Linked DNA regions of Homo sapiens: all the other regions are linked to region 3. Evidence: chromatin loops called from intact Hi-C (ENCODE). Cell type or tissue: gastrocnemius medialis. All regions are shown on one strand. Region 1 has its middle 8.6 kb from the start of ALPK2. Region 2 has its middle 69 kb from the start of SEC11C. Region 3 overlaps ALPK2 (alpha kinase 2).

Evidence for each region. Peaks named below come from ENCODE experiments on the same cell type or tissue, not always from the same donor. Only the 100,000 strongest peaks of a DNase experiment are listed, where the experiment ranks them.
Region 1: a loop joins it to region 3, with 2.4 times the contacts of the local background. A loop is called at or near these places in 10 of 110 quality-filtered maps.
Region 2: it touches region 3 in a loop (2.6-fold over the local background); 8 of 110 quality-filtered maps call a loop at or near these places.

The regions. Positions count from the first base shown.
Region 1 is chr18:58,633,672-58,641,671 of GRCh38, forward strand. No RefSeq gene overlaps it. Among named protein-coding and RNA genes, the nearest start is that of ALPK2, 8.6 kb to the left of the region's middle. RefSeq lists an enhancer at 4,749-4,878. In gastrocnemius medialis, no CTCF peak of the experiment used is centred here; DNase peaks (open chromatin) are centred at 3,175 and 3,740; H3K27ac peaks cover 6,146 bases.
Region 2 is chr18:59,066,904-59,074,903 of GRCh38, forward strand. It overlaps the pseudogene OACYLP. Among named protein-coding and RNA genes, the nearest start is that of SEC11C, 69 kb to the right of the region's middle. RefSeq lists enhancers at 5,934-6,053, 6,064-6,113. In gastrocnemius medialis, CTCF peaks have their summits at 1,163 (motif pointing left), 3,724 (motif pointing left) and 3,927; DNase peaks (open chromatin) are centred at 2,008 and 3,718; H3K27ac peaks cover 950 bases.
Region 3 is chr18:58,537,674-58,545,673 of GRCh38, forward strand. It overlaps ALPK2 (alpha kinase 2), which reads right to left. Exons shown (of 13, transcript NM_052947.4): 5 at 1-551. Among named protein-coding and RNA genes, the nearest start is that of ALPK2-AS1, 15 kb to the right of the region's middle. RefSeq lists enhancers at 3,486-3,565, 7,286-7,365. In gastrocnemius medialis, no CTCF peak of the experiment used is centred here; a DNase peak (open chromatin) is centred at 4,188; H3K27ac peaks cover 6,532 bases.

The DNA of each region.
Region 1 (8,000 bases), 96 kb after region 3:
AGAAGGTCGAGGCTACAGTGTGCCATGATTGTGCCATTGCCTTCCAGCCTGGACAACAGAGTGGGACCCTGTCTCAAAAAAAAAATTGCAAAACAACAATAAAAATGCAATTTTATCAGAATTGATATATCTGAGAGGGATCTTTCAAGCATATGAGTGTTGTTCGGAACCTGGAATTCATTTTCCCCCAGAGTAGCAAAATTATAAGTGGTAGTTAGGTTCACAGACACAGAAGTATTTTATCCATCATGTTCCTGAAGGACTGTATTTGAGCTATGTAAAACCAAAATAGCAAAACCAGCTCAAAATTCAATGTAACAAAATATGAGAATCTAAGTACCTGAACAAAAAGTACCCAAGTTTCCAAGATAAAAGTTTGTCATGGTTTATTCTAGTGCTTCAGTTTCAGTTTTAGAACAACCACAAAAATGCATTGCAACTCTCAGAACAGGAGCAAAATTCCAATTTTGTAAATGTGAGGCCCTATTTCACAAATGCTAAGTAAAATTCATTAGTTAGTGTGAAAACTTAAAATTTTAAAAATATTTGCATATGTTATATGTACTACTTTGGAACAGTTTACTTTGGTCTTTTTTCTGATTGTAAGAGCAAAACATACTCATTACTAAAACTGCTGGATATTTTCATCAACCAAAGACATAACAATTTGAGAAGCATTTATGATTGGAAAACTTCTCAGCTTTGGTTACTAACAGTGAGTCTCTGCAGTGCTTTTGCCTGGAGCTGCTCCCATTCCCCCACCCTGTTCTGCTGTCACAGGGGTTCTACCAGGGCCACCTGTAAGCACTGGCATTTTCACTGCCATGGTCAAGGGGGTTTGCTGGATTTGAAGCAGTGGACAACACCTACGCCCAGCAGTGTTATTGATGGATATGATCCTGGCAGCAGGCGAGTGGAGTGGGATTGGGGCAAGCATCTGGCTGATGCGGGCTGCATGTGTGTGCAGGGCAGACCATGGGGAACCTGGCTATCCACACTTTCCCAGCATGTTCAGAGGAGACATGAAAGGGCCCAACAAAAAGTGAGTATCAGGCAGACTTGAAAATGGAAGAAACTTAAGTGCAACTTTTGTGCTTCAAAAGCCATCATTACCTGCCACACACTGGAAGAAAATATTTGCAAATCATATGTGTCATGAAGGATGTACAGCCAGAATATATATTTTATTTATTTTATTTTTTTTTTCAACTTTTATTTTAAGTTCCAGGGTACATGTGCAGGATGTACAGATTTGTTACATAGGCATACATGTGCCATGATTATTTGCTGCACACATCAATCCATCACCTAGTTATTAAGCCTAGCATCTATTAGCTATTCTTTCTGATGCTCACCCTCCCCACCAGCCCCCAACAGGTCCCAATATGTGTTGTACCCTGCCACGTGTCCATGTGTTCTCATCATTCAGCTCCCCTTGTAAGTGAGAACATGTGGTATTTGGTTTTCTGTTTGTGCATTGGTTTGCTGAGGCGGAGAGAGCAGAACATATATTTTAAAAACCCATGAAACTCAACAATAAAAAGATTAAAAACCCATAGCCAGGGATGGTGGCATGTGCCTGTGCTCCCAACTACTGGGGAGGCTGAAGTGAGAAGATTGCTCGAGCCCAGGAGTTTGAGACTGCAGTGAGCTACGATTATGCCACTGTACTCCAGCCTGGGCAACAGAGTGAGACCCCATCTTTTGATAGATAAATAAATAAATAACAAAAACCCAATTTAAAACATGGGCAAAAGATTTGAATAGACATTTCGCCAGAGAAAATCTATAGATGGCTAATAAGCACATGAAAGGATGCTCAACACGTTAGGCCAGGCACACTGGCTCACACCTGTAATCCCAGCATTTTGAGTGGCCAAGGTGGGAGGATTGCTTTAGTCCAGGAGTTCTAGGTCAGCCCTGGCAACATAGCAATACCCCATCTCTACCAAAAAAATGAAAACAAAACATTAGCTGGGTGTGGTGGTGTGTACCTGCAGACCCAGCCACTCAGAAAGCTGAAGAGGGAGGATCACTTGAACCTGGAAGGTCAAGGCTGCAGTGAGCCATGGTTGTGCCACTGCACTCCAGACTGGGCAACAAAGTGAGACTTTGTCTGGAAAGAAAAAAAAGATACTCAACACCTTTAATCAATAAAGAAATGCATATTAAAATGGAAACACAATAAAACAAAGAAATAGAAAAAAACATATTGAAAAAAAACCACAATGCCCACAAGGATGGCTATAATAAAAAAAAAAAGACGAACAATACCAAATATAATGAGGATGTGAAGAAGAAACTGGAACCCTAATACACTGCTGGTGGGAATGTAAAGTAGCACAGCCACTTTGGAAAATAACTGGTCATTTCTTAAAACGTTAAACACAAGCTTGCCATATGACTCAGCAATTCCACTCCTAGAACCCTCCCTATGAGAAATAACAACACAAGTTCAAATAACAACCTGTATGCCAAAAACTGAAAACAATCCAAATGTCTGTCAACCAATGAATGGATACGACAAGCTATGGCCCGTGTACTATTCAAGAACAAAAAGCAAAGGACAATTGATTCATGTTACAGCTTGGATAAACCTCAAAAACCCTGTGCTAACTATAAAAGGCCAGACACAAAAGACGACATATTGAAATATTCCAATGTTATGAAAGTCAAAAAAGACAAATTTATAGAGACAAAACATCGGTGGTTTTCTAAGGTTGGGAGAAGCAGGGTTAGCTGCAAATAGACATGAAAGAATATTTTGGGATGATGGGACTGTTCTTGAACTGAAGTATGATAACAGTTGCACAAACCCATAAATATAGTAGAAATTATTATACTGTACACTAACAATGACAAAATTTTATGTAAATTATCCCTCAATAACACTGTTTATGGCTGAGTGTAGTGGCCTAAGCCTGCAATCCCAGCACTTTGGAGGCCAAGGTGGGAGGACCACTTGAGGCCGGGAGTTTGAGACCAGCCCGGGCAACATAGCAAAATCCTGTCTCTACCAAAAAAATTAGCCAGGCATGGTGGCATGCACCTGTAGTCCCAGCTACTCAGGAGACTGAAGGAGAAGGATCACTCAAACCAAGGAGGTCAAGGCTGCAGTAAGCCATGATTGTGCCACACTGCACTCCAGCCTGGGTGACAGAGTGAGGCCCTGTCTCAATCTTTTTTTTTTTTTTTTTTTTTTTTTTTGCAACGGAGTCTCACTCTGTCACCCAGGCTAGAGTGCAGTGGTACAATCTCAGCTCACTGCAGTCTCCACCTCCAGTGTTCAAGCAATTTTCCTGCCTCAGCCTCCCCAATAGCTGGGACTACAGGCACGCACAACAACTCCCAGCTAATTTTTTTTGTATTTTTAGTAGAGACGGGCTTCCACCATGTTGGCCAGGCTGGTCAAACTCCTGGTTTCAAGTGATCCACCCGCCTTGGCCTCCCAAAATGCTGGGTCAATTGTTTTAAAAAATGTAAAACAATAGAATAAAACAGTTAGTGGATCCCTTGCTTATCTTGCCCTACAATAGAATATTTTCTGACTTTTATTCTTAAGTCACGTTCAAAGCATCAAACCTACTTGATAAAACTATGACTTGAACGACTACTCCAGATTTTCATCCCCACGAGTCTGAGAAGCAGATACCTAGTGAGTAAATCCTCCTGAACATGATATTCCTCGTGACAGGTACCCAGAGAGCCAAAAGTCTAAGGCAAGAATTATCACCAGCCGCCTCCTGTCCCATTGCTCATTTGACAGTGTTACTATGCTGTTCCCTTATGTACCAAGACAGTGTGGAGCCTGTCCTCCAACAAATGGAAAGGCGGCAGGGAGAACAGGGTTCTCTAGGAGCTCTGCAAAGGTCAGGAGATGGGGCTCCTGGACTCTGTTACCACCTGCTACTGGCTGGTCAGGGAGTCTTGAAGAAGGCAGTGCCCAAGTTCTTATTAATGACATTCTTTTTTTATAAAAGGCATAATGAAGCTTACCTGGTCTTAAGTCAGAGTTTTTAGCAAAATATTATGTTTCCTGTCCCTACCATTTACTTTTATGGTTACATGGCCAATTGAGAGATTGATCAATCCTACCTGATTGATCAATCAGGATTGCCTGTAGCAAAATTTCACAAAGGAAGTTCACTCCAAGCCACAGCTTTCTGAAGCATAGTCTACCCCAGTTGCCCTCTTTCCCCTTTCTGGAGCTCCTAAGTCTCATCCAAGCCTCATGCAACTAGTCCTTTTCTTGGTGTAAAAGATCCATGAGGCTGAGTTCTGGGCTCAGTTTTGCCAGCCCCACGAACTCCCATCTTTGTTGCCCCCAGGAGAGGCCATGACTACACCCTTGATAACTTGGCCCTTTCCGCTGTCTGTGTTCCACAGCCCCCTTTCTCGTAAGCTGTCCAAACCTGTCTTCCTGAGGACAAAAAGAACTTCACTACAGGGTGAAAAACTGTCTTCCCAATCTGCAAATGTGGCTGCACGTGACAGGAATAATTTAACTACCAATTAAAGTGTGTGTGCTACAGAAGCACTTCTCATCCTCATTTGCTTTATCAGTGTTCATTTATGAATCCATTTTTTTCTGTCTATTACCCATCGGTAATGAGACCTTAGCAATAGCCTCCGAGTCTCCTCTTGCCAAATCTGCCATCACCACCCCTTCCCAGCACCACAGACACTATCGTGGGGACTGCCCAGACAGCCAACGGGCCAATCTTCTTAGACACTTGTTTTTCATCTCTCTCTCTCTCTTGCTTATAAATCTTCTGTGATTCCCCATCACAAATAGAATAAAGCTAAAACATCTCCACTTGACATTCCTGAGTTTAGCCGGCTCTTTCTCTGTTGCAGTTCTCTTGTCTTAATAAATCGGTTCTATCTAGGCATCAGCCAAGAAGAATCCACTGGGCTAGGTTACAGAAGAACAAGAATAACTTCAAAAGCACTTTTCAACTACCCCATCCAACTTCCTCATTTTACTCACTTCACAGATTCAGACAAAGATCCAGACATACTCAAAGAACTGGTGGAGTAGGAAGTGGAGATAATTCTGCTGCATTCTGAAAACCACACCATTAAAACAGATTAATTCCTGGTGTTCAGAGAACCATTTACATTGCTGATGAATTCATTACTTGTGCCACAATGCTTTCTTACCCATTGCTTGGCTGAAAAGAAAAAAAAAGTCTCAAACCCCATAAGTCCCCATTTTCACTTTTCCCCATATCATAAAGCTGAAATGCAATAACAAACTCGCTTTCCGTTTTTGTCATTAACATAGCAATTTATTCTATTACTCCTAAAGTTTTGAAGACAAATATCAATATCAATGTCTAATTTTGTTGCCTCTCTCTCCAACCAGTCTGTAAGTCTTATGAGATGTTTGCTCACCCTTCTATCTCCAGCAGTTAGTGTAGTGTTTGGCTTGCACTGGCTCAAATGACAGTCCTTGAGTGAATGAATGGATGGCTCTTAGATACACGGTCTTCTCACTGCAGTATATGCTCATTCGCTCTCAAAAGACTAACTTAGCAAATGGCACTGATTAAGGTGGAATGTAAGATCAATCCTAGTTATTCTAAGAAGCCTTAACAGGTACAGCACCAGCCCCAGGAAAAACTAAAAAAAAAAAAAAAAATTTTTTTTTGAGGCTGGGTCTGGCTCTGTTGCCCAGGCTAGAGTGTAGTGGCATGGTCTTTGCTCACTGCAACCTCCAACTCCTGGGGTCAAGCCATCCTCCCACCTCAGCCTTCCTAGTAGCTGGAACTACAGATGCACACCACCACACTGAGCTAATTTTTGTATTTTTTGTAGAGATGGGGTTTCAGCATGTTGCCTAGGCTTGTCTTAAACTCCTGAGCTCAAGCGATCCTCCTGCCTCAGCCTCCCAAAGTGCTGGGATTATAGGCATGAGCCACTGCACCCGGCCAAAAACTGAATTTTTGAAGTGTCATTTCCTAGGCCTTTTCTTTCAATCTCCTTTTCTCCCCATTTTCAATATTTCCTCTGCCCTGACCATGTAATATTGTGGGACCATTTTCCCCTATAATTTTCATATCAGTATAAAAGTAGTGAGAAGAACAAAACATAGACTGCAGGATATTTTCATCTCATCTTATTGTAAGCTTAATAGACCTTAAAGCAGTTAGCTTTGAACTTTACTATGCGTCAGAATCACCCGAGGCTCTCATTCAGATGCAGATTTTAAGGACCCAGAGACTCTCATTCAGCGGATCTGAATACAGGGCCACAAATCAACAGTTTAAATAAGCTCCCAGTGAACAGTACACCATGAATCACTACTTTAAGACATTTATAGACAATCAACCACATTTCACCAGATTGTGTAATCATTTTCTGCCCAGTATTTTTCCAGTCTGCTTTAGGCTAGAGTAAAAGTCTGTGAAAAATTCATACTCAATATACTGTTAGGAATTTAATGCTTTAACATTGGAGAACATTTGCATTTTAAAGAGAATGCCCAAAGAGAGCAAACATTTACCTCAAAGCAATGAAACTCAAAGGTTGATTCTGAGTTTCAACCATCATCACTAAAGGAGTGGGGCAGTAAAAACCACCCTGTTTAATATGCAAATGTACTCTCGTACTATTTAAATAAAGGAAGCAGTCTGATCAGCGAAGTTACCTGTTTTCTGGGGTTTGTTTACACCATGCTGTTTCAAATGTAGGCTTACTAATCTATCATGGTTTAGGCTACTAGTGAGAATAAATAATATTAACTTCAGCTCACTCTTATTAGCACCTCTGCCCCAAGATGTGTGAACCTGGACGTGTTTTATCTCCCAGAGTCTCCTTTGTTAAAAGAGAATGATTACAGCTCCTTCCTTGGGTTATGTGAGGATTAAGTGAGCTACTTATGCACATTCCTAACACCGTACTTGCTATGTAGGAAGTATCCACTAACGGTTGGTAATTGGCACTATGATAGGGGCTGGGCAAGCAGATTTGCAGAGACAAAATTCCTGCCCTTAGGGAGATATGCCCAGGTAGCCAAGGGAGCTAGGGAAGGGACACTTACCAGGATTGGAACAAAGAATGCCTCATGGAAATGACATCTGAGGGTTTTTGATGGATGGGCAGAAGCGTCAGGGAGGAGGATGCAGGGTCTATGGAAGAATATTCGGATAAAAACAACAGCTTGTGCAAAGTGATGAGTAAAAACTTGGCTTGTTTAAGAGAACTGCAAAAATAGTTTAGTATGGATGAAATATAATTAATGGAAAGCATGCATTCCCGTGACCTGTACAGACACACAGGGCCCCTTATTTACAAAGATTCTGTGCTTTTTAAATGTTCTGTTGTTACCATCTTGAAGTTACACATTTTTAGACAAGAGGCCTTGCATTTTTACTGTGCCATGGGCCCTGTCAATTATAGAGTTGGTCCTGAGGGCAGATGTGATAGTACGCTTCATCAGAAAATGTGTAAGTGTAGGATTACTCATAGACAGGGAAATACAGGTATTTATATGAGAGGAATTCATGTAAAAATTAATGTCAGTCCCAGAAAAAAATCTCGAAGAGTGTCACGCACGTTCATGTGAAGAGACCACCAAACAGACTTTGTGTGAGCAATAAAGCTGTTTATTTCACCTGGGTGCAGGCGGGCTGAGTCCGAAAAAGGAATCAGCAAAGGGAGATAGGAGTGGAGCAGTTTTGCAGGATTTGGGTAGACAGTGGAAAATTACAGTCAAAGGGGTTGTTCTCTGGCAGGCAGGGACAGGGGTCACAAGGTGCTCAGTGGGGGAGCTTCTGAGCCAGGAGAAGGAATTTCACAAGGTAATGTCATCAGTTAAGTGAGGAACCAGCCATTTTCACTTCAGTTGCTTCAGGCCATCAGGATGTATATGTGCAGGCTTGGGCTCAAAGGCCTGACATTCCTGTCTTTTTATATTAATAAGAAAAATAAAACAAAATAGTCCTTAAGTGTTGGGGCAGCGAAAATTTTGGGGAGTGGTATGGAGAGATAATGGG
Region 2 (8,000 bases), 530 kb after region 3:
ACTTCACCAAGTTATCTCTTTTTTGTGGTAAGAATGTTAAGAATCTTTTCTTTTAGCCATTGAAAAATATCCAGTACATTATTATTAACTGTGGTCACTATGCAGTGCAATAGATCACTAAAACTTACTCCATCGGTTTAACTGAAACTTTGTACGCTTTGATCAATATCTCCCCCTTCCCCATTTCTCCCTGATATGTGATTTTAAAAGATTACTCTGGATGTGGTGTGGGGACTATAAGGTGGCAAGAACAAGAGCAGAGACCAACAGATCCACTGGGAAGCTACCATGGAGGCCCACGCAGGAGGTGATGGAAGATTCACGAGGGTGTTAGCCATGGAGGTGAGGAGCAATGGTCTGATTTGAGACATATTTTTGGAAGCACTCTATGGAGTCTGGAATGAAAGGAGTCTGGGAAGGCTCCAAAGATTTATCCTGAGCAAATTGTGATTCACTACTGAGCACTTTTAATGAGGCTTGTGCAAAGGAGAAACAGAAGTTATATTTTATATCTGTGGCTTAAAACAACAGAAATTTTTTTCTCTCACAGTTCTGGAGGCTAGCTGTTCAAAATCGAAGTGTCAGCAGGGTTGGTTCCATCTGGATTTTCTGAGGGAGAATCTGTCCCATCCCCTCTCCTAGCCTCTGGTAGCTGCTGGCAAGCCTTGGCATTCCTTGGCTCATGGACTCTTCACTCCAGTCTCTGTCTTCGTCATCACATGGTTCTCTTCCTTGTGTCTCTCCTCTGCATTTGTGTCTCCTTTTCTGTCTCTTATAAGGACATTTGTCATTGGGTTTAGGGTCCACCCTAATCCAGGATGATCTCATCTCTAGTTCTTTCTCTTAATGACATCTGCAAAGACCCTTATTCCAAATAAGGTTACATTCTGAGGTTCTGGGTGGACATATCTTTTGAAAGATCACTATGCAACTCACTAGAGATAGCAATAAGTCCTATTCAGAAAGGAAGTTTTCATTGCATTTAATTTTAATTAAGTTAAATAGCCACAAGTGGCTAGGGGCTATTGTCTGGGACAACACAGTTCTAGAATATATACCAAGTTACAGAATATTTGTCCTGAAAGGCACCTACAAATGCAAGCCTCTCACTGACAGAAGAGTTTGAGGCCTGGCAATGTTAAATGCCTTATCCCAACGCCCCCCTGTGGCTGCATCTTGATCCAGAACCCAGGTGAATATGAGGAATTTTTACCTTGTTTTATACATGCAATGTTTTATGCTCAGGGGCTGAAACCATGTATCTCTCTTGTGTTATCATAATTCTTGCAACAGAAAGGTGGTTTTTGGTTTGGTACATTGTCTTAAAATGATAACGCATAAAGACTTTCTTAGGAAAAGTTCACAGACTTAGGCACAGAATGCAATGGGAGCATCGATGGGATGATGGGCATCTTCACTGGCCCAGAGACAGGCTGTGGCTTCATGCATCAGTGCTTGTTCCCTCCAGGTCTGGTGAACCGTGTGCTTTCTTGGGACATCTGGAGTTTCCTGTCCAGCATCAGTTATGCTCGCTACTTGGTGCATCCGATTCTGATCATCCTTTACAATGGCCTTCAGGAAACACTTATTCACCACACTGACACCAACATGGTGAGTTAGCACGCAGCTCCTAGTTCTGTTACGGTAGGTTATGGTATCATAGCTTGTTCTCTTCTTGAGCAACAAGGCAACCTATTTGCTTTCGTGGAAGTCTTTTTTTTTTTTAAGAGCTTCATTGTTCTTTGCTTTATTTGTGGCAGAAAGAGGGAGGGCTTCAGCACAGGATAATATCTTTTATTTTATTTATTTTATTTTTAATATGTAGCACTGATTGTCCTACAGATGCATTTCATAGAGCTAGGATGGTACACTTTAGATCTGAACACAATAGGAATCCCAGAGTAAAACTGTGTTCACCCTGCCCACTTTCTCTCCAGTTCTATCTTTTCTCTGGACACCGTGTGCTGACCTTCGTCACTGGGCTGGCCCTGACGCTGTTCATTGAGAAACCATGTCAGGAACTGAAGCAGCACCTGCTGGGCCATGAATGTTCTGGTTAAAACACAAAAGAATGGATGGGCCTTGTTGGTAATGACGAGCAAAGATGAGGTGGCCTTATCTAGGTGATGAATGCTTGTATTCCCGAGAAGGGGTGTGAATCTCATTTTGTGAAAGTTTAATATATACATTTTCTTTGCATTTAATATGTGAAAGAGTTCTTAGTTCTTATGATGTAAGAGAGTTCTCTAAATTTTTAGTAGCACAATAATAAACTTCTGTTGTACCATTTTAGCAAACAACAACAACAACAACAACAGAAACTGGATTTCTTTTTGGTTTAAACTCCATTTGATTGTCTGTATCAATGATCACAGGAAATGATTAAATGTCGTGCATTTAATGTAATTTGGGTTATGAAGCTCATTTGGGTTATGCTCTTCACTTTTCTCTGTAAAATTACAACATGCAGTATGCACTTTCCCACGACAGAATTGTTTATGTGTTATTATGGCGTCTTTGCAGACTTGTAACTTTATCCTAGAACCTCAGTGGTATGACCCGCTAGCATGCATACTTCATGGGTCTGTCATTATAGGGCCTTTCAAATATCACCTATTCTTCACCATAGTCCCTGTTTTGGACTGAATTGTATCCCCTCCCCCAAAAGCTCTGTTGAAGTCCTAACTCCCATTCCCTCAGAATGTGGCCTTATTTGGAGCCAGGGTCTTTATAGAGATAATGAAGTCCAACGAGGTCACTGGGGATGGAGATTCTAATCCAGTATGACTGGTGTCCTTATAATAAGCAGAAGTTTGGTCACGGAGACAGGCATACACACAGGGAAGACGATGTGAAGACCCAGGGAGAAGACAGTCATGTGCAAACCCAGGAACACCAAGGCAAACCCCAGAAACCGGGGGAGGTAAGGACAGAGTCTGCCCTGGAGCTGCCCGAGAAAGCATGGCCCCGTGGGACACCTCGATTTTGGACTTCTGGCCTCCAGAACTGTGAGATAATTCATGTCTGTTGTTTCAAGCCACCCAGTTTTTGGTACTTTGTCACAGCAGCCCTAGATAGATGGATATCCCTATGCACCAACATAGGGCCTCAACAAAAACTAACAGAGAAGGAAGAGACCTCAGCCAGTGGTTTCCAGCCCAACCCCCTCAATTTGCAGCGATGAGACCTAGAGATGAGGAGAGACTCGCAAGGCCAAACAGAGATGCTAGGATCCAGGCTCTCGGATGTGTGTTTTTTCTAGGTGTATAATTATGCATTAACTGTCTACAGTTATGGATTAATTAAGTCCATTCCATCGCTTATAATAAAGCTCTTTGTGTACTTACTCATTAAAGTATTAACAACCGCAGGCTACAAGGTCCTTATTAGCGTGGGATGCGCCACATCTGAGGATGCTCTTTGCTGTCCAGTGCGTTTGCAAAGATGACCAATGTGGGTGGGGAGGGGAAGGCTGAACGTTTCACACACTCTGATGGCCACGGACAGCTAACCTTGGCCTTGCCAGCCAGCCACGGGGATCATCTCCCTGAGGATGATGAGATGAGAGACCTCATCTCCCTGAGGTCTGGTCCCTCTGCTGAAGAAGCCAACCTGAGGGAGTGGGGCGCCAAGGCTCAACAGCCGCGCTGTGAGAAGGCAGCCTAATTGGCTTTTCAGTGAACGCCGAAGTTCATCGAGTTCCTCGGGAGCCCCCTGGTGGCTTCTTTGGCACCTGAACCCTCTCACTTCGTTAGGCCTCCAAGGAGCTGTTGAGGACCAGTGGCATTTTCAGGGTAACACTGCCACATGGGTGGACTTCGGTGGGAGATGACTCACATGCCAACATCGTTCTGCAGCCAAATTGCCAAATGCTTCCAGTTATGAGGCCAGAAATCTGGGACCCGTGGAAGTAACTAGCTAATGACTGACACAGCATTGGAAAGACTTTTTTATAAGGGAAAAAACCCAACCCTCCTGCTGTTGTAATTTTATATAACATAAGGCAGGGTTAGAGAAATCCAGTTTTGTTCTGGGTTTGTTTCAATCTAGAATTCCCCGGAAGTTTAAGATTTATAGATTGTGTATACCTTATTTGGATTCTGAAACAAATTGTAAAAAAGTATTATGATGTTTATAAGCCTGGAAATTTAAATACTGATTAGGTGATTTGATGATATTAAGGGCTGATTGCACTTTTTATGTAATAATGGTATTGTAGTTATATATTACTACATATATATACATACATTTATATCTCTTATCTTTTAGTTGCATACTAAAATATTTATGAACAAAATGATATAAAATCTGATATTTGCCTCAAAACAATATTGGGTGGAACTGGCATAGATGAAATAAGACTGGCTATGTGGTTAATGTTTGAAGCTGGGTGATGGGTCCATGGAACCTCATGCTTTTTCTCTATTTTCATTTTTATTGTTTTAGAGACAGAGTCTCGCTCTGTTGCCCAGGCTGGGGTGCAGTGCAATATCACACTGCAGCCTCAAACTCCTGGGCTCAAGTGATCCTCCTGCCTCCGCCTCCCAAGTAGTTGGGCCTATAGGTGTGTGCTGCCATACCCAGCTAATTTTTTTTTTTTTTTTTTTTTTTTGAGACAAGGTCTGGCTCTGTTGCCCAGGCTGGAGTGCTGGAGTGTAGTGGTGTGATCACAGCTCACTGCAACCTCTGCTTCCCAGGTTCAAGCAATCCTTCTGCCTCAGCCTCCCAAGTAGCTAGGATTACAGGCATGTGCCACCATGCCTGGCTAATTTTGGTATTTTTTGTAGAGATGGGGTTTCGTCATGTTGCTCAGACTGGTCTCGAACTCCTGGGCTCAAGCAATCCACCCGCCTCGGCCTCCCAAAGTGCTAGGATTACAGGTTGTGAACAACCGCACCTGACCTCCCAGCTAATTTTTTTAAGTTCTTGGTAGAGATGGGGTCTTACTATGTTGCCTAGGCTGGTCTCCAACTCCTGGCCTCAAGGGATTCTTCTCCCTCAGCCTCCCAAAGAACTAGGATTTTAAATACCTAGAGCAGGTATTTAAACCCCAGAAAATTCTGTAAAGGGGCTCTTGAGGCCCTATGCTCAGGCCACTCCCACCTTGGGGTGTCTACATTCATTTTCAATAAATCGCTGCTTTTGTTGCTTCATTCTTTCCTTGCTTTGTTTGTGCATTTTGTTCAATTCTTTGTTCAAAACACCAAGAACCTGGACACCCTCCGCTGGTAACACTTCTAGTAAAGCTCAAAGTTGAGAGGCCCCAGGGTCCTTGAAGGGACGAGAAGCCTTTAGAACTTTAGTCCCTAGACCCCAAGTGGGATTTAAATCAATACTGCTTGTATATGCTGAGAGGCGGCCTCTTTTGGTGGCCTACTCACATTTACACCCCTTCCTCTTTCACTACACAAACCCTGATGTTGTTCCCTTATCAAGGTGCCCATACCAAGGGAAATCATCATATTTGGTAGAAACCAATAATGTGCCTCCTCTTTTTCTTTGCCAGTGACTGGTGCGGGTTTGGGTATGTGACCCAGCTCTGACCAATGACACACAAGGAGAAGTGCCCTGGGGACTTCTGGGAAAGATGGGCATGGCTGAAGAGGGGGACGGACATCATGGAGAAAGTCCTTGTCTTTACCACCTTCAGCCTTGTCACGCTTCTAGATCTGTAAATGTGAAGAAGGACAAGCTTGATGCTCAGAGGCGGACAGAGCAGGATGTCTAGGCTGAGGGAAGCCAGGAGGATGGGGATTCTACAGAAGAGTGAGGGCTGTGTGAATACCGCATCCTGGAGGCTGCCCGATCCCTGCCAGACAGGCCTTGACCCTCCAGGCAGAAGGTTGGCAGCTGCTTCTTTGGGGATTCTGACTGGCCCAAGATGAAATCCCTAAAAATATTGACATTAAAGGCTCTTCCAGAAAAGTCCCAGCCAGATCCCCTCCAGTGAAGCTCACACCATGGGCTCAGAGTAGGGTGATCGACTCAGCCTGGCTTACCTGTGACTTTTTTGGTTTTGGTGCTGAAACTCCCACGTTCTGGGACACCCCTCAGTGTTGGTCACCCTGACTCAAAGCTTCCAGTCAGCTTCTAAGTCCCTCACCCTTAATCATGAGCACAACCAGGGTTACCACAAGCCTGGGAAAAGCCTTTGACATCTGGAAGGGGTAAGACTAAAAGGATTCCACAGAACAAAGGAATTTTGAGAGAGGAGATTATGCAGAGAGAAGAAAACTTAATGAAACTATCACTATCCTTGTAGAGGTAAGAGATCTTGCCCCAGTAAAATAGAAACAGGATGTTAAGACAGAGAAGTGATTCTTCCTTCTTTCACTCATTTGGTTATTGACTCAGTCATTCAGTTAATAACCAAATATTTCTGACAGCTACTTATTATAAGAATGTCAAGAATATTAATATGAATGTCAGAAATCTTGTGCTGTTCCAGCACCCAGAGCAGGGAGAATGAGCTGAAGTTGCATTTTGCTCTCGTTTAAGAAAGGGGTAGGCCGGGCGCGGTGGCTCACGCCTGTAATCCCAGAACTTTGGGAGGCCGAGGCGGGCGGATCACGAGGTCAGGAGATCGAGACCATCCTGGCTAACACGATGAAACCCCGTCTCTACTAAAAATACAAAAATTAGCCGGGCGTAGTGGCGGGTGCCTGTAGTCCCAGTTACTCGGGAGGCTGAGGCAGGAGAATGGCGTGAGCCCGGGAGGCGGAGCTTGCAGTGAGCCAAGATTGTGCCACTGCACTCCAGCCTGGGCAACAGGGCCAGACTCCATCTCAAAAAAAAAAAAAAAAAAAAAAAGAAAGGGGTAAAGTGCTGGGTATTTCAGCAGATTCTGTGATATAAATGCATTTATTATTATTAATTCAAATGTTGATTGAATTTTTAAAATGTATTGATTATACCTAGGAATGCATTGATATATGCTTCCAAGTAACAATTCAATTTTATATAGTATTTCCTTTTTGTTAGGTAAGAAACTTAAAATAATTAATGTCTAATTCTGCACCTTTTGTTCCTACCATTATTAGCAGATATTTTTTCATTTTTGTTTTTTCATTGATGTATAATTTTCATACAATAAAATTTACCTTTTAAGAAGTATACATGTCTGTGAGTTTTGACAAATGAATAGAGTTGTATAACCACCACCATAAGCAGGATATAGAACAGTTCCATAACTCCTGAAAATTCCTGGGGCCCCTCTGTAGTCAACACCTACCTCCATCCCTGGCCCTTGGCAATCACCTATCTGTTTTCAATCCCTATAGTTTTGCCTTTTCTAGATGTATTTATTTTTAAATGTTTAATTTAAAAAACTAAAAATTTCAAACAAGTCTAGAGAATGAAACAATTCATACCGCATATATCCACAATCCCAATTAAACACAGGTTGACATTTTGCCATTTTTCCTTCAGATGTTCTTTTTGTTTGTTTAAAAAATAAAACATTGTAAACTCAATTGTAGACCTCCCTGTATCCCATTTACTTCCTCCCTTTTATCCAAGTTTCACCCATTTTTTTAACCAATATGCATGTGTCTATAAATGGTATACTCTTTGTTTTTAAGCTTTATATAATTGGGTCCATGCTGTACTACCCTTTAAAATATGATTTTCCCATTACACATAGTTATATAGTCCATTAATTTTTAATGCTAATGATATTCTATCATGTGCACGTGTATCTTAAATGTTTATCCATTCCCCAGTTGGTAGATACTTGGTCTGTTTCGTTTTTCAGTATTGCAAACATTATTGTAAACACCCTTTGATGGTGTTTCCTTGTTGAGATGTGTTAGTTTTTTGGGGTATGTGTTCAGGAGAGTAATGGCAGAGTCAATCTTACCTGATAATGCTAGACAGTTTTCTAAAGCGATTTTTACCAATCTATGCCTCTACTGGTGGTGTATGGGAGTAGATACTATCACTTCAGTGCCTGCTCCCCAATACTTGGTACTATTAACCTGTTCATTTACTGCCTCTGATGA
Region 3 (8,000 bases):
ACAGAGCAAATTTCTTGAGGCGAATATTTATCAACTGGTCTCCCAACAAGAGAATCTATGGTATCAAAACACGTTCCTTGGTCACCAGCCTCAAAACACTCCATTGCACACACTGCTTCTCTGTCCCTTGGCTCATCACACACATTTTCCAGGGTGAGGGCAGTATCTGTGGGTTCAGGGGAAGCAACAGAGACAGCCACAGGCTCCCTGAAGTCAGCACGAGCATCCTTGGGGAGATGCCTTGAGAACACACCTGGGGACATAGTCTCATCATTGGCTTCTGAGATGCTCTGCTCATATTTTAGGTCTTCCCTGAAATTGTCAGGTATGTTGCCATCTCTGTCTTGTTTTTCTTCATGCTGTGGACCACAGGTACAGGGTTTGACCTCCGAGTGTTGAGCTAATGATGCATTTTCCTTGTGGACCCCTCCTAAGTTTGAGAAGGAAATTGTTGTGGTCCCAGTGAATGGGGACTCCTCCCCAGCAGGCTCTGAGAAAGCTGGCATCTGGCTGCAAGAGATTGTCTCTCTGACTGTTTCCTGAACTTGTACCTAGGAAGATGAAAAGTGATATTAGTAGAATTGTTCATGGGAGAGCCCACAATAGGGCATAACTGCAATCCCAAGAGTGTTAATCCTCAATGACCGTAATAATGGACAAGAATGATTGAAATCTAAACATTAATCCCCCAACTCCCTCTAGCTATTAGAGATTTCCTAGAAAACTGCAAATTTAAGCAACTCTGTGTTCCAGGGGGCCCTTTGTCAAATTCATCATTATAAGCAAAAAGCCTCCTGACAACCATCATTTATTTAATGATTTCTTTCTCTCTTAGGAAATAGATGGAAATAAATCGAATGTTAACTGTTTTGATCAAGTAAGTCACAACAAGAGCTGTGCGCATCTTTCCAGAAAGATGAATCTCACATGATCATAATAAATGAAATAAACAGTACTTGCAAAACAGCAATAAGCAATCTTTGTCCCCAAAATATAACAGCTTGCTGGTTAATAATTGCTATGGTTTGGATATTTGCCCCCTCCAAACCTCATGTTGAAATTTGATCCTCAGGGTTGAAGGTGGGGCCTAATGGGAAGTGTTTGGGTTATGGGGGTGGATCTCTTACGAATAGATTTATGCCATCCCTCAGGGGTGGGGGGAATGAGTGAGTTCTCAATCTATTACTTCCTCGTTGTTAAAAAGAGTCTGGCACCATCCCCACCCCCACCCTGCTTCCTCTCTGTCCATACTATCTCTGAAAATGCCAGCTCCCCTCTGCCTCCCATCGTGAGTTGGAAGCAGACTGAGGCCCTCACCAGATGCAGATGCCTAATGTTGAACTTTCTAGCCACCAGAATCATGAACCAAATAGGCCTCATTTCTTGATAAACTACCCAATCTCAGGTATTCTGTTATAGCAACATGAAGTGCACTAAGATAACAATGTTACTAAAAAACAGAGAGAAGGCTGCCTTTGAACCCACCTCTAATGAATAAATGGACTTATGATTGGCCACCAGCACTGCCAATCATTTCTTTCCTAGAGAAGCTTATAAACATCCCAGAATGTATCCCAGACTTTAAAATAGATGCCCAGTGGCAGGCAGACCACCTCTACAGGAAATAGAAGATTCAGGACTGCTTAGGTTTTTGAGAAAAGGGGAGAGGGGGAGGGAGGGAGGAAGAGAGGAAGGCAGAGAAAAAGAAACCTCACATTCTGAGGATTGAGCCTTTCATGGTACTATATGAACGTTCCATGATATTGGATATTGTTCAAGGAAGCAGCAAACTCTTTGACTAAATCCTTGTCTCATGAAACTTTTAGCTCATTGATTATTTCAAAACAAAGAAAACTTATGTCCAGCCAAGGAGAAGAAAATTACTTCTAATTTCTGAAGCAACTCAGTCTTTGCTCCCAGGACTCCTGCCTTGGACAGCCACATTCAGATGTGCAGGGAACAGATGACTGGCCTTGGCGGGATGGGGTTCAGGGGTGGGGATGAAGTCTGTCTCCCAGCGTATGACAAAACAGAGCTGAAATGTTCATGGGCATATTATGGCTCCAATGTCATGAGATTGATTCTCATAAATCATACATGACAGTCAGTCTTACTACCTTGTGGTCAATCCCTGTATGTACTGCCCGTGGGAAGCAGGACAACAGCATAATCACACCTCTTTCCACACTTCCCCCAGGCTGCTTACAGCCTGTCAGTCATGCATCTCTCATTTTCTCTTTTAAAGCTACTTTGAGGTTCATTTAACTCATATTTGATGGGCATAAAAATGCTAACTAAACAAGAAAGAAATTTAATATAAACTCCATGAGGGCTAGGACTACTTAATCTTTTCAACAAATATTTAGTGAATGCCTCCAAAGTACTAGGGAGTGTTTTAGATAATGGGGATACAAGACAGGCAAATGCTCATCTACAAGGAGCTCCCATTCTGTGTTCTAGTGAAGGCCTGTTATAGCGATTAGCATGCGGTAGATGCTTACTAAGTGTTTGTTGAGAGAATGAATAAATGAATGAACCATGTACCAGTTGAGACAGCTGTAGCCAACTTCACCCATTAAAGCTCTACACTTGAAAGGGTTTGAACTTTCATCTGCTCCTGACTTTGCAACAACCCCATTTTAAAAGAGACTTTGAACCCTAAGCACTACTGGTTATCCTGGTGTTCCCGGAAAGAAAAGTATATTTATTCCCTTTCTATATCCCTTTTTCTTCTTTATTAAAAAGAAGAAATATCATTTCTGGGAAATAAGGGATAAGGTATTTTTTTAAAAGAGTTTGATGTGCATATGCTTTCCTCTCTATACCTCAATATCTGTAACACATGTAAAGAGTACTTTTCTGGTTTGGTATTTTGGTTCAGCCTTTTAAGAATATGCTATAGCACAAATAGACTGAGTCATTAAGCACAGAAAACATGGGGAACTTCCTGGTCATTATGTGAAATGTATAGAGAGACTGCCCCATCAAAAGCACCACCACCCCTCTCTCCGGCCTTTCTATCCTGCCTGCATTTCCACTACCTATGTCAGTCCCTTATTTTAAGGTCCTGGTATTATCACAGTATCATCAGTGTCAACAGACATTTATGGAGTAGCTGTCATGTGCAGAATTCTCTGTCAGGCACTGGGCAATTTTTTCCAAAGGGCTTCAGTTAAAAAGTTACTATGATATTTACTGGGATGGTACCTTTATTCTTCCGTGATTGATTACTATTACATCAGCAAAGTAATAAGCGGGTACCTAGAAGAGACTGACCTCTGAAGAGAATTAAACACAGGACAAGTTTTCATTAGGATGAGCTTGGTCACTGGAATAGATCATCATAGTATCATGCCGTGATTTACAAAATAATCATATTCCATTGAGATTTATTTGCACCTTTCCTCTTGTATTAGTCAGTTCTTGCACTGCTATAAATACCTGAGACTGGGTAATTTATAAATGAAAGAGGTGTAATTGGCTCACGGTTCCACCGGCTATACAGGAAGTATGGTGGCAACTGCTTCTGGAGAGGCCTCAGGGAACTTTACTCATGGCAGATGGCAAAGCTGAAGCCCACATCTTGCCCGACAGGAGCAGGACCAAGAGCGAGCAAGGGGGAGGTGCCGCACACTTTTAAACAACCAGATCTCACAAGAACTCACTCATTGTCACGAGACCAGTACCAGGAGATGGCGCTAAGCCATTCATGAGGAACCACCCGCATCATCCAATCACCTCCCACTGGGCCCCACCTCCAACATTGGGGATTACATCTCAGTGCAAGATTTGGTAGAGACACAGATCCAAACCATATCGCCCCTCTTACTTTTAAATTAAAATTCTACTTCAAAATACCCTAGTGAATCTCCACATGTAAAAAAATTGGTTGAATCCTTGACCGTGTAAATTCATACATTTGACACACATTTAGTGACCATCTACTTTATACCAGGCACTGTTCTAGGCAGCTGGGAAACATCAATGAACATAACAGAGATTGCTGGCCTGTGGAAGTTACGTTGAAGCAACAAACCGTACAACTGGCCCGCTGCTGATAAGCAATTCCATAAATTTGATTTTAACCAATGGGGTTTTTTTTGAAGTGAAGCCTTTAACAGCCCAGTTCATATTTGTACTTGCTTACGGCATCAGTTTCAAGAGCAGGCTCCTCGGTTCTCATCCAGAGGCCAGCTCACAGAGAAAGGGAAACCACAGACTCACACCTTCCCAATGAGTCAGACCTTTCTTTTAGGAGGAGATTTCTTAGTTAAGTCATTACAAAAGAATGCTAGCAAATGATTCTTCTGCTGTGCACCTATTCTCAGCATAGAATGAGTGCTGAAACTTCGAGTGAGTGCTGACACAATTTCCTTATGTAGGGAAATTGTACTCATTCAAGTGAAAAAAGGAGTGTTTGGGGCTCTAGGAGTAAGCCCAACATAGTGTGTGGTGCGTGGACTTGGAGGACTAGCAACCAGCGTTTGTAGCCCAGCTTAATTGGATATAGCATGCATGACCACGGGTAACCTCTTTAGCTTCTCTGACCCTCTGTCTCCTCCTCTAAGACTAACCACATGCATGTCTGCACCATCTTGTCAAGTGCCTGACATATTGCCTGGTGCCCAGAAGGCACTCACTCACTGATACTAATTTTCCTTCTTCTCTGTGAAAAAACAGCAGTAGCTCAGGAAAAGAGGAAGTTGGGGAGCTCTGACAGGCAGAGCCTTGAGCTATGAGCTTTATGAGGGTTTTCTCATCTGATCCGTAAAATAAATCTGAGAAAAAGATGTTATCATCTCTTCTTTACTGATGAGATGAATAGCCTAGGTCCAATCATAGAAACCACACAGTAGGTTATATAAGAGAAGTTCAATATAAAGAACTATTGACTGTGATAGAAGAGTGCTATAAGGTATAAGGAAACTGTCTATAGTACTCTAGGTAAGGGAAAGTACCAAGGAAGGACAAAGTTGGAAGAGGTTTAGACCTACTTGGAGAAGGTGTGGTTAGGCCACCAGATAGCACAGAAGTTCACTGGTGCATCCAGACCAGAGCTGGCCTGGAATTGCCGAGAAAAGCAATAGACCTCCCTTCCAAGTGCAGGCCAGGAGTAGGTGGTCAGCATGCAGTGGCGTGGGTGTGCAGGGGAGTCTGGGCATGGGTGGTCACAGGGGCTGAAGCCTTCAGAGCTTGTGGGCTACATGTGGTGTGGGTCAGGAGTTTGCAGAGTGCTAGTTTGAATGTCCACTCAAAACTCATATTGAAACTTAATCCCCAGTGTGGCAATACTGATGGGTGGGGCCTTTAAGAGGCGATTGAATCATGGGAGCTCTGCCCTCATAGAGGGATTAATCCATTTATGGATTAATGAATTAATGGGCTGAAGGATTGATACGTTATCAAGGGAGGGGACCTGGAGGCTTCATAAGAAGAGGAACAGAGACCTGAGGTGGCATAGAGCGTGCTTAGCCCCCTCGCCATGTGATGCCCTGCTCTGCCTTGGGACTCTGCAGAGAGTCCCCAGCAGCAATAAGGCCTGCACAAGATGCAGGCCCTCTGCCTGGGACTTCTCAGTCTCCAGAGCTGTAAGAAATACATTTCTTTTCTTTATAAATTTCCCAGTTTCAGGTATTTTGTTACAAGTAAAGAAAACGGACTAAGTCACAGAGGGAACAAGTGCTCTGTGCACCAGACCTCAGGCGGCTATGTGTAGACCACACAGGAGCTTGTGGAGGCAGTCTGTGCGTTGATACAGGCAGGAGGCTTTAAGAGCTGGGGGCCATGCGGGGCTCTGGGTTCCAAAGAGAGAGGGCAGCAGAAAGGGTATCACTACACTAAGGCTACAAGGTTGCAGATGACCACGTTCTGGGGCCCATGGCTGAGGCAGGATGACCACAGGCTCTCCAACTCCACCAATGCTGAAATGACAGGAATTCTCTTCCTCCTGCAGTGTCCTTCCAGTGCCTTCTGCTGAGAAAGCGTAATACTGTGCTTACTTTAAAGAAGAATAATGGAATTTCGTTAGTACAGGGCACATATTAAAGGGTGAATTCAGAGCTGAGAGGAATGAATTAAAAACCGACACATGAGGTCAATGATGTTTGGGGATGAGAAGTCTCCCCAGGGTCCCACAGTCAAAGGCAGAGCCAGGATTTAAAGCCAAGTCTGTGAGGCTACAGAGCCCTTTCCAACCCAGCATTTCTAATCAGGTAAGTTGGAATAAACCTCACCTCACCAAGGGCTGGGAACTTCCCCTAATTTAAGTCCAGAACTTCTAAGCTCCTGAAACACTTTGGATATGAAACTGCAAATGTCCTTCTTAGGTGCAACATGGCCATCTCTCAATTTCTCTACTTCCCTACAAGGTCTAAGGGTAGGGACTCAGTTATTCATTTCTGAGTCTCCAGAGCCTAGCACATAGGGACTCAAATAATTTTGCTGAATGAATAAGCAGATGAATGAATACAGGAGGGGAAAGGGTAAACCAAATTTAGTAATGTTTCCAAGCCTCTTTTTGAAAGCAGCATTAAGCTTGGAAACTTAACGCTTGAATAGCATTTTTCAATTGAAACCCCATTCAACATGCCTCTGATTCCACAAACATATTATTTTCACTTATTGGCCTTTCCAAAGTTCTGCCTCCTAGGAATGTCTGCCATGGATTTAATGGAAAGGTGTGTTTCCTCTTTGTGCACCCCAGGATGTTCAAGGTTATGCTTTTCATCATTAATGAGTGTCTTTCATGCCAGCCAAGTGCATGACACTAATTTGAGTCACTAACAATAGAAGGTTGTATGAGATAAGATCCCTCTCCTCAAATAGCTTATAATCCAGTTGAAGAGACAAGATGTACATGGAAAACAAGATGTACATAGATAACAATTCTTGACAAGTTGTGCTAATAGCCAAGTGGATGAAACTTAACTAACAACGCTGCTCCAGGACAGAGTGTGGAAGGTCACCACTGTATCATCCTCTTCCATTTCAACGATAAAATTCCTGCAGTGCAGAAATCAGAGGTTGTAATCTTACGTCATATGTTTCAATTCTAAGATACTTCTTGAACATTTCCATGCAGTCTAAGGGACTTCTCTACTGATTGGAATGGGCAGATGTGGTAGATACTGTTGGCTGACTAATTCAACAGTACCGCCAATCCCCTTGTCTCTTGCTACCTCCAACTAAGAAGGCTGGAAAACCACACACTCTCCCAGCCTCTTACATAGCTAGATGGGGCAAAGGGGTCAGTCTGCCTAATGAGATGTTCAAGGAATCCCACCAAGGGACTTCTGGGGAAGCTTTGCTTTCCTTGTGTAAGGTATAGACATGGTGGGTACCTTGCCTATCCCCTCCTTCTTCCTTCAATCAGGATGTAATGCCTGGTGCTGCAGCTCTCATCTTCCAGTCCTGGGGCATGAAAATGAAAAGCCAGCACACTATGACTGGTGCAGCAGAAAGAGAGAAGGAAGTTGGAGATTTGCAGTCATCGTCGAGCTACTGGAATGACACACAGACTTTCACTAGCCCCAGACTTCTTGTGAACTACAAAAAAAAAAAAACACACACACACACACACACTATTAGCTAGCTGACTATTCTGTTAACTGCAGCTTCTCAGCAGCCTAATGGATAGAAGAGAAAAATATATGGCTGAGGGAAGAAGGGGAAGCCAGGTGAGGGTCACCTTGGAACCCTCTGGAGGCTCTGGGCAGCTCCTGGTAGGGATTAGCTGGAAGGGGACAGTGTCCCGTAGAGCAAGGGGTGTGGTCCCTGGAAGGGAGCTCAAGGTGCTGGTCAAAATGCCAAGGGATCAAAGGGCCTTAGGCAAGGTGAACTTGAAGTAGAGTGGGGGAGGGAGAATGGGAAATATGAGAAGATTGATTGTCAAAGGAGAGAGGCCACAGTTCTAAAGCCAATCAGAAGCCCCGGGGCCAGGAGGGCCAAGCCACTCGGTCCCTAGCTTCAACTGGTCAGTCTTCCGTGTGCCAACATGCCCT